2 separate regions of the Homo sapiens genome follow, and region 1 is linked to region 2. The links are chromatin loops, found by intact Hi-C in ENCODE. Cell type or tissue: heart right ventricle. All regions are shown on one strand. Each heading gives the region's core, and the rest is flanking DNA. Links, peaks and the distances in the headings are about the cores only.

Region 1 (5,388 bases), core at 174-5,173, 92 kb before region 2:
GCATTTGTAAGAGATGTTACTTTGTAGGCTTAGTTACATAGTTTAAGAAACATAGGAAGATTTTGTTAAGGCAAAGAAAGATGGTGAAATACAAGTTACACTATCCCTTATTGGCTCTTTCCAAAAGGGGAGGACTGGCCACAGCCTGGGTTTCTTAGAGTTTAAACTGTATTCTTGGAAACATGTTATTCACGCTTAATTTTCTTTCCATTTGTTTTGGTGGTGAAATATCTGCTTCAGAGTGAAAAGTTGATGAATTATTTCAGAGAATAGGGTATTTTAAGGTGTTTCAGTTATTTTTTCATCAGAAATTTAAGGAATAGTAAACATATTTCCAAATAAAACATATTTCATATTACATAAAGAATAACTTAGTAAATGTATTTAAAGTAAGGTGTTTATGTTTCTTTGAAATAAAATGAAAATAGCATTCTCAGGCCAGCAGAAAAACTGAAGCTATTACATGATTTGGAATCAAGTGGTCACGTGATTTTTCTGAATCACGATATGACACTGTTTATTTACTCTTTCTTTTTATCTTTGGGCATTCCAGAGGGGTGTTTGATGCTTCCCTCAAAATGGCTGGCTTCTATGGATTGTATACCTGGCTGACTCATACTATGTTTGGCATCAATATTGTCTTCATACCATCAGGTAACAACCATATTGTACCTTCCACTATTCGCTATTTAAGGAAAGTTAAGCCATTTTACATACATCTAGGAAATGTCTACTTCCTCAAGTTTAAAAAACTAAATTTTTTGGCTTGAGATCGAATCTAGTCCACATTAGGAACAGAAATATGATTTGTAATGTGTTTGTTTATTGCTGTATCCCCAGCAGCTGGAACCATACCCAGCACATAGAAAAAATTGCTGTATTAGTCTGTTCTCTCACTGCTATAAAGAAATACCTGAGATTAGGTAATTTATAAAGAAGAGGTTTAATTGGCTCACGGTTCTGCAGGCTGTACAAGAAGCATAGTGGCTCCTGCTTTGGGGGAGGCCTCAGGAAACTTATAATAGTGGTGGAAAGTAAGGGGGAAGCAGGCATGTCTTACATGGCTGGAGCAGGAGGAAGAGAGGGGAGAGGTGCTACCACAGTTTTAAACAACCAGATCTCACGATAACTCATTCATTCACTATCATGAGAACAGCACCTAGGGGTGAAATCCACCCGCCATGATCCAGTCACCTCTCACCAGGTTTTACCTCCAACATTGGGGATTACAATTTGACATGGGATTTTGGTGGGGACACAGATCCAAACCCGTATCAGTTGCCCTACATGTTTGTTCAATGAATGAATGTTCTAGCACTTAGCATAACACCTAGGACATAATTGGCTCTCAGTAACGTTTGAATTGAACTGATTGGCAGGGAGCAACTTGTTGTCAAAATAGCTTTGTCCATGAGGGATTACATCCCAGGGCAAGATGAATGCTTCTGAGGGCACATAAGCTGCCTCCATACCTCTTAAGATCTGTTGTGGTGCTTCTTCTACTTTTCCTTCCTTTATTTCTATGGCTGCTTGTTTTCCTAAATATCTCTGCCTTCCACATTTGCCTCTACCACATCCCCCCCTTTCCCTATTTGTCTGTGCTTCCTTCTACATTGTCAAGTTCATTCACGTTCTTCTCTACTGTGATGTCCACAAACCTACCCTCTGACCTGCAAGCACCCTGTGAGGCGGGATGGTAGACTTGTCATATAGATGAGAGACCAGTTTTCCAAGGTCATGTACCTGGCTTCTGGTAGGACCAGAACTAGAAACTACATTTGCTTTACTCTTAACTTGGAGAGAAGCCAGATGGAGGAAGAGTGCTTGAACATACTGCTCTGGAAGGGAATGACCTTGAAGCAGGGTCCTTCAACTCAGGATTTTTTCTGTTTATTTTTATTATGCTGAGGTTTAGAAACTAATTTCTGATTGGGCTTTGGACTCAGTACAAGTTTTGACACATGTTCTGTAGGTGTATTTATAGGACCGTATATTAACTATTGATTGATAGTAGCAACTACAGAACCCTTGAATTTTATTGCTTAAGAAGAGATCCATAAATAAGACACACACTTAGAAAGATTTTTAGTATCACATTTTAAGATATTGAGCCTTTACTTAGCTAGAAAATTCAGTTAGATAGGGCATATCATTTCCCTAATATTTGAGTTTGTGAGTATTTAACTTGTTTTGTTGGAAGTTGTTGAGGAGGAGCTACTGCTTAGATTCTTTTGCTTTGTTAGTGTTTTGCTGATGATGTTAAGTTGTTTTTCTTTTACTCTTTTTTCAGCATTAGCAGCAATCCTTGGAGCAGTGCCATTCCTGGGGACATACTGGGCAGCAGTACCTGCAGTTCTTGACCTGTGGCTGACACAAGGGTTAGGATGCAAGGCCATTTTACTGTTGATTTTTCATCTCTTGCCAACATACTTTGTAGATACTGCAATCTACTCTGACATATCAGGGTAAGTAAGCCACAGAATTTCTTATTAGTGAATCATCCAGGCATTTCCGTTTTTTTTTTTTTAAAGGAGGATTTTTTTCTCCTGGGGGTATACAAAAGAACTGGTAGTAGGAATTTTCAGTGAAATAGCCTTTTGTGTTCCCACAAATGAAATTTTCATTGAAAATAGTATTGTTTACAAGGCATGATATTTTGGGGTTTTTTTTTTTTTTTTTGGTTGTTGTTGCCCCAGAGTTCCAGAGCAACTTTTTTTTTTTTTTTTTTTTGAGACAATATCTCTTTCACTCAGACTGCTAGAGTGCAGGGTGCAGTCATGGCTCATGGCAGCCTTGAACCTTGAACTCCTAGGCTCAAGCAGTCCTCCTGCCTTGAACTTCCCAAGGCACTAGGATTACGGGAATGAACCACCATGCCCAGCCAATATTTTCTTATTACATATGTAATATTTATAATATATATGATGTCCTGGGTTAAAACCAAATTGTGAATAATTTTCTCTTGATTTAGTGACATTTAACCTAGAAAAGAATTATGACCAGATGTACATCAAATATTTTAAGTACAGTGAACAGTTAATGATTATTTTTATCTCTTCTTTGGTTTTGGAGAAAATGTTGTTAGATTGTATGTCTGAGGATATCCATGTGAAACCAAATCTCAGCAAGTTAATTTCTGGCAAGCAGAGCTCTCTAAAGATATAATTGGAATGGTTCTATGATAAATACAGGTTAAATCTAAGTCAGAATCAACACTTTAGCCATATAATACAATAAATAAATGTCTGTTTTTATAGGTTTTGACATCTCTTTTAGAAATTGCATTAAGTATATCAAGCCAGTTCTCAGTCACATTAAAACTTGAGAGAGAAAATTAAAAAGCTGAACATCATAGTGTGGTTAACTAGTGTGTCACAGTTGACATTTGAGCAGGAATAAGTATGATTAATACTTAAGTGCTTTTATTTCTTTAAACTTTGCTGTAAATTTTATATTAAGGTTTACAGCTGGAATTAAAGAAACACTGTCTTTTTTTTTTTTTTTTTTTTTTTTTGAGACAGAGTCTCCCTCTATCACCCAGGCTGGAGTGCAGTGGTGCAATCTCGCCTCACTGCAACCTTCGCCTCCCAGGTTCAAGCCATTCTCCTGCCTCAGCCTCCTGAGTAGCTGGGATTACAGGCGTGCACCACCACACCCGGCTAATTTTTGTATTTTTACTAGAGATGGGATTTCACCATGTTGATCAGGCTGATCTTGAACTCCTGACCTCAAGTGATCCGCCTGCCTTGGCCTCCCAAACTGCTGGGATTACAGGCATGAGCCACGATGCCCGGCCTAAAATACTGTCTTTAAACGTTGTTATTGGGAAATGAAAGGTTTGGCATAAATTGTTTTATTTTTTAATAGGTTAAGCTTTTATTCATAAACTCCCACACGTTTTTATTTTTTTTAAAAAAAGCTTTAAGGCTGAGCATAGTGGCTCAAGCCTGTAATCCTACCACTTTGAGAGGCCGAGGTGGGTGGATCACTTGAGCCCAGGAGCTCAAGACCAGCCGGGGAAACATGGTGAAACCCGTTCTCCACAAAAATATAAAGATTAGTTTGGTGTGGTGGCACATGCCTGTAGTCCCAGCTACTCAGGAGGCTGAGGTAGGAAGATCACTTGAGTCTGGGAGGTCAAGACTGCAGTAAGCTGTGATTGCGGCACTGCATTCCAGCCTGGGTGATGGAGCGGAATAAAAAGCTTTAAGCATTTTTGATAGTTTTCCTTGAATGTGTTGTTTAGGGAAGAAGTTTACTTAGCAAACATGGAATACTGCCCTAAATCATTTTTTTGGAATGAGAAAGACAAACACATTATGAATATAATTTATTGGTTTCCTGAAGACTGGTTCTCCACAAGTCTTACTTTGATTTAGCTGTAATATAGAACATCCTTCCAGGATATTTAGTTATTTGCCCCTCACTGAATTGTTCTTCTCATCTATGTTTAAAACTAGAAACAAACAGAATGTGACTTATTTCCCAGTCCTTCTGATGTCAGTGGTCCTTTCTTGTCATTATCAATGTGCTATGCTACTGTGTTCTGTTTTATTTCATTCCGCTTACATAAGTGATACTGTAATAAGCTGGAGGGCATTTGTGATTCTCCTGTGAAATAGAAATCTTGGGCTTTGTGACAGATATTTTCCTCAGGAGGCCTTTTATCATCACCTATGTTAAAAACTATATTTTAGGAGGTTGCCAAAAGTCTGACCTATGAGTAACAGGGATGCTCTCATTGTTGCTGTCGTCATATAAAAGCATAATTAACTGAATTACATGCTAAATTGTGCTCACTTAATTATCCTTGATGGAGGTTAACTTAACAGGTGACTCCTAACCAGTCCCAAGCCAACATTAACCCATCATAGGCAGGCACCTGTAATGGGTATAAAATATCTGTTAACATTGCTGGCTTTATTCTTTCATTCCTGGAGCTATAAAAAGAGGCAGATGTCATCCATAGGAAAAACAATTGTTGCATCTCAATATTGTTGCATCTCAATATTATTGCAGTCAGTGTTCAGTTGTATGCATCGAGGTGATCTAAAGAAAGCTGATAATATGCTAAAAAGCATAGTGTATTAAAGAATGCACATTGTATTAGAAATGTATTTCAGATTTTTTCCAGTTTTTGTGTGTTAAAGGTCGTGCTCTTTATTCCAGAGGTGGCCATCCTTACCTGACAGGCTTGGCAGTGGCCGGTGGAGCATACTACCTAGGCCTGGAAGGAGCAATCATCGGTCCTATTCTTCTCTGCATACTTGTGGTTGCTTCCAATATCTATAGTGCCATGCTAGTGAGTCCCACGAATTCAGTTCCCACGCCAAACCAGACCCCATGGCCTGCTCAGCCTCAGCGGTGAGTTAAAGCAGAATAATCATA
Region 2 (5,388 bases), core at 223-5,222:
TGAGCTGAGATCACGCCACTGCACTCCAGTCTGGGTGACAGAGCAAGACTCCATCTCAAAAAAAAAAAAAAAAGAAAGAAATTTCTATCACTTTATCACTCATATAGTTTTATTTGGCATTCTGTGGGAAAGGGATTTCAGCTTAAGAGGATGATTGTCAACATAATCAGAAGTATTATAGAAAATGTGTCTTCTGGATTTTTCTGTAAAGCAGACTATAAATGAGCTATTTCCCTTAAGATAGTTGAAATTCTGAATTTATTTTTTTTTTCAGTTTGGCCCAAGTCCATTCTGTCATACCGCCCTGTAGGGGTGTTTTACTACAAAAGATCCACTACTTACCTTCTTCCTATGTGAGCTTAGTCATTAAATCAATGTTCAATGAATTGTCTCCAAACTGTGATGAACATAAAATTGCATACTTCATTCAACAAATATTTATTGAACTTGTGCTATATGTCAGATCTGGGAGAACAGAGCTCTGTGGAGAAAAGTGAACAAAGCAAAGCTCCTGCCCCCATAGAGCTTATGTTCTAATGGCAGAATATAGACAATAAGAATTTAAGCATTCAGTGCACATATGTAAGTACTTGGAGATAAAATCACGTACGACTAGAATACAGAGGTGATAGAGGGGTGGTCAGAAAAGACCTCTCTAAGGAGCCAGTGTTTGAATAGAGACAGTAATGAAGTGAGAGTTGGATGGATAAATGTGGGTAGAGGATTTTAGATAGCCAAAACAAGTGCAAAGCCCCGAGGTGCAGGGGTAGGGCTGGGTGTATCAGAAGAGTAAGGAGGCAATTATTGATGGGAGTGAAGTGAGCCAGAAGGAAAGGGGTAAAATATGATGTCTCTGTAGGCCATGGGAAGGACTTTTTTTTTTTTTTTTTTGAGACTTAGTCTCGCTCTGTTGTCAGGCTGGAGTGCAGTGGCACGATCTCGGCTCACTACAGCCTCCGCCTCCCGGGTTCAAGTGATTCTTCTGCCTCAGCCTCCCGAGTAGCTGGGACTACAGGTGTGCGCTACCACGCCCAGCTAATTTTTGTATTTTTAGTAGAGACAGGGTTTCACCATGTTGGCCAGGATGGTCTCGATCTCTTGACCTTGTGATTCGCCCGCCTCAGCCTCCCAAAGTGCTGGGATTACAGGCCTGAGCCACTATGCCCAGCTGATCCTATTATGTTTTAAGTAAGGTTTTTGGCTTGGCCAACAGAGTGAGTGGTAGTGCCATTTTCTGAGACAGGGAACACTGAGGGAGAACACTAGATTTAGAGGGTGGAAATCGAGCATTTTGTTTTGCACATGTTAAGTACAAAGGTCAGATAGGATATACACTTGGCCCTCCCTATCTGCAGGTTTTGCATCTGCAGATTCAACCAACTATGGATTGAAAATATTCAAAACAGTAAAAACAGTCTGGGCACAATGGCTCACTCCTGTAACCCTAGCACTTTGGGAGACCAAGCTGGGAGGATCACTTGAGTCCAGGAGTTTGAGACCAGCTGGGGCAACATAGTGAGACCTTGTCTCTACAAAAAAACAAAACAAAAAAAAAAAAAACTAGCGGGGCATGGTGGCACACACCTGTAATCCTAGCTACTCAGGCAGCTGAGGCAGGAGGATCGCTTGAGCCTGGGAGGTCAAGGCTGTAGTGAGCTGTGATCACACCACTTCACTTCACTCTGGACAACAGAGTGAGACCCTGTCTCAAAAAAAAAAAAAAAAGGAAGAAAACCAATAAAATATAACAACAGTAAAAAAAAACAAAATACATTTTAAAAGGTTAGAGTTCCAAGGGAGGGAAAACAATACAGTATAACTGCGATTTACTTAGCATTTACATTAACTTAGATATTATAATTTAGAGATGAGATGATTTAAAGTTTATGGGATGATGTGTGTAGGTTATATGCAAATACTACACTGTTTTATTTAAGGGACTTAAGCATCTACAGATTTTGGTATCCTTGGGGAGGTCTGGGAACCAATCTCCCATGGATACTGAGGGATGACTGTACAAGACTGATGTCAGGATAGTTCAGGAGTGGAGAGAGAGACCTGGGAGTTACCAGCTTTCAGGTAGTTTTAAAACCATCATACTGTATGAGACAGACATGGATTTTGTCCCCAAGGGGTTTGCAGGCTAGAAGGAAAGAGAAAATTTGCAGAATAGAAAGTGGTAACATGAAGTGATAAGGAACACTTGGGGAAGTGAATCATTTCATTTGGTTGGAGTCTAGATGTAAAGCTTACTGGTTTCCCTTTTAAAGGGAAGGTTGCAAAGTACGATTTGACCTTGAGATCATTTTATCCAGTGATAGCAAGGTGTTAAGCCTTTTGAATAGAGGGTAAAAATTAACCCTGGAATTATTGCCTCCTCCTTCTTAGTATTCTTTAATTTATTATGAAGACCTATTATTTTCATTCACAAACCACTCTCAGATTTTCCCTGTTCTCTCCATTATTACTGACGCCACCTAAAACTAAGCCTTCCTCCCTTTACTCCCCTGGCATCTCACTCTAAAATAGTCTGCAAACCATTTTAACATAATATGCTAAATACTTCTGTCTTACCTGTACAACCTTCTTTTTCACTCTACTTCTCCATCATCCTGTTCATCTCATTAAATTATAGAATTCATGGTACATGGTGAATAGTGAAAATTAATCTGAAAAAAAGTGGCAACAAAAACCAACCACCTGGATTGGTTCTCTCAAATGTCTGGTTATGGAATATGTATGGGTGACAAATTTTGTCTTGCCTAGATGGAATTGGGAAGGTCCTAACCCTTTTGACCTCATGCTTGAAAATTCATCATCCTTTTATAATTGAGCATATTTGAGATGAGCTCTAGGTCCCTTGCGTAATCTAGACATAATTTGTGTGGCTGAATATCACAGGTCTGTGTGACCCTCCAGAATAATTGGAGGTCTGGTGTAGAGAAGCCTCTCCAGGGATGGATTCTGCATCTGGTCTGTGGAAACTCCTTCTGAAAACAGTTAAACCCTTGTGCATTCCTGGTACTGGAAAAAGTTTAGGAGTTCCTGACAGACTTTTTATATCTAGGCTTTATTTTTAAAATTCTACGTAAAAATTATTAGTAAGTATATTTCTTACCAACTATCCATAGACATCAGTCTAAAATAGTGGTGTTTTCTCTTTCTACCAGGTTTTTGCTGCAGAGGGTTTAAAGCTTACTTCCAGTGTTCAAGCTTTTTCAAAACAGGTAACACATGTCTACCTACCTGGAGCTGGTGGTGGTATTATGTATAACCTACTTTGGGGGTATAATATCAATGTATAAATGTGTTTAAGGTATTAAAGATGGAGTTTTGTTGCGGGCTGTTATAACTTGTTAAATTACATTTCAGCTGAAAGACGATGACAAGCTTATGCTTCTCCTGGAAATAAACAAGCTAATTCCTCTATGCCACCAGCTCCAGACAGTAACTAAGACTTCTTTGCAGAATAAAGTATTTCTAAAGGTAAAAGAGACATATGAAAAACTTTCACACATCTATCTTTATCTGGTTAAAGCCCCTTTTTCTTCAAATAAACTGTTAGTACCCACAGAAGGGCAATTTATTTCCTTTTTTCATGCCTTGTCTACAAGAATCATTTATTATCTACTCTCATAACTGACCCCAGAGAGTAGCAGATTCACCAAATAAAGTAGTTTTTTGGACATCATTAATTCCATAGCACTGAACAGCTGCCCTTCAATTCTGAAGTCATTACCTCTGCAACTAGGACACAGGTGCCTCCGAGTCTGGTCTCCCATAATTTGTCTGAGAGAATATGGGTTTGTGCCCACAAAATAGAGTGCAAGGAATTGCAAAGGATGGGATTTAATTCCACTATTTGGAGTGTTTTGAGAAGCCCCTAAACAGCCTGCAGTAGAATGATTAATTTTCCACCCACTCTTTCTGCTGGGGTTCCATGAGATAGACATGAAATCTAGGCAGCTACCCCTGCACCTGTGTCCTGGGGCTTTGAGTCAGCTCATGTGCCTAAATCCATATCTCTTTCAAGATCCCTTAGATTTCCATATGGAGAAATTTTATCATGTTAAAACTAAATAAATGGTAAGGTCTTTTAAGTACTACTTTTAGAATATCATTTGCATGCTTTTTGTCATTGTAGGTTGACAAGTGTATTACGAAGACAAGATCCATGATGGCTCTCTTAGTCCAACTTCTTTCACTTTGTTATAAACTGCTGAAGAAGGTGAGGTAGTTTTTCTATTTTAGACTCATACTTTAAAAAATGGTTTAAAAGAAAATAGTTACTACTTAATTTTGTAATTTTTTTTTCAGAGTGAAACCAGATACTAATTGTCTTAACTCTTTCCAGCTTCAGATGGAAAATAACGGATGGGTCTCAGTTACAAATAAGGACACTATGGATAGTAAAACTTGAGAAGCTTTTGGGGTCAGATCTCTGGAACATCATGTGATGAAGCTGACATTTTTAAAAATCAAATGATCCTTTATCTTTTCAGAAATTCATCAATTTTATAAAGAAAACAATATTGAAATTTTGCTCTATTTTCTGATCATGAAACTGATTGTAAAGCTTTTTGACAACTAATAAATGTCTTGGTAATTGCTAGATTCTAATTGTAGTGTGATTTTTAAAATAGAACATTGCACTAATGTTCTTTAAAAGTCAAACCAAATATCCCAACTGTCTCAAGGACAATTTAATCCACAAGAAGCTATTTTGAATATGTGCTTAGCTTTGGCATATTTTACCTTAACTGTTTTCTTTATCATCTAGATCACTAATGTCAGCAGCAAACATACAGTAGTCTGGGTGAATGCAGGGTTTTCCTTAAACCTGTGGACTCTTCAATCCCTCTGTTTACCAAGTGTGACAAAAATCCCCTTGATGACCCTGTCCCAGATTGTCCATGCCAGCAGCAAGTTTGTTCCCTAATAAGCATTTTGTACAGCAAGGGTGGGTCTGCTGTGCTGTGTATGTCCCTCACCTACTCCCAAAAGTAAGGTAATGGAACTCCACAGAATCCTGGAACAACTCCTGGAGAGTATGAGATGGGTTTTTGGTTCTAGTTCTAGCATAGCTGGCCAGTCTGCCCTGAATATTAGCTGGGATTCTAAGCCTATCTTATAGACTTAAAAGATATTTTGAACTTTCTCAGTATTGATTGATGGAATGGAAGACAAAGACAGAATAAGGAAGCCAAGAATCTATTTAAATTCTGAATATCACACATTTGAAATGTTCACTATAAAACAAAACAAAAAACATCTTTCTTTAGTCTTTTTAATTTAGGAGTTTAAAGCTTTTCTTGTTTTTGTGGGTGGGGTCATGATTGAAGGATCTGGTTTATAGGTTTTCTCCTTATAATATAGTATGGCCAACTT

What was found. Peaks named below come from ENCODE experiments on the same cell type or tissue, not always from the same donor. Only the 100,000 strongest peaks of a DNase experiment are listed, where the experiment ranks them.
Region 1: it touches region 2 in a loop (2.3-fold over the local background); 7 of 110 quality-filtered maps call a loop at or near these places.

The regions. Positions count from the first base shown.
Region 1 is chr9:109,033,283-109,038,670 of GRCh38, reverse strand. It overlaps TMEM245 (transmembrane protein 245), which reads left to right. Exons shown (of 18, transcript NM_032012.4): 15 at 554-654; 16 at 2,291-2,465; 17 at 5,170-5,364. Among named protein-coding and RNA genes, the nearest start is that of MIR32, 10 kb to the left of the region's middle. RefSeq lists an enhancer at 1,674-2,873. In heart right ventricle, for the core only: no CTCF peak of the experiment used is centred there; a DNase peak (open chromatin) is centred at 2,329; H3K27ac peaks cover 2,583 bases.
Region 2 is chr9:108,941,801-108,947,188 of GRCh38, reverse strand. It overlaps CTNNAL1 (catenin alpha like 1), which reads left to right. Exons shown (of 19, transcript NM_003798.4): 16 at 3,171-3,227; 17 at 3,373-3,486; 18 at 4,145-4,228; 19 at 4,355-4,612. The coding sequence ends at 4,420. It also overlaps a transcript of ABITRAM not described here. Among named protein-coding and RNA genes, the nearest start is that of ABITRAM, 10 kb to the right of the region's middle. In heart right ventricle, for the core only: no CTCF peak of the experiment used is centred there; no DNase peak of the experiment used is centred there.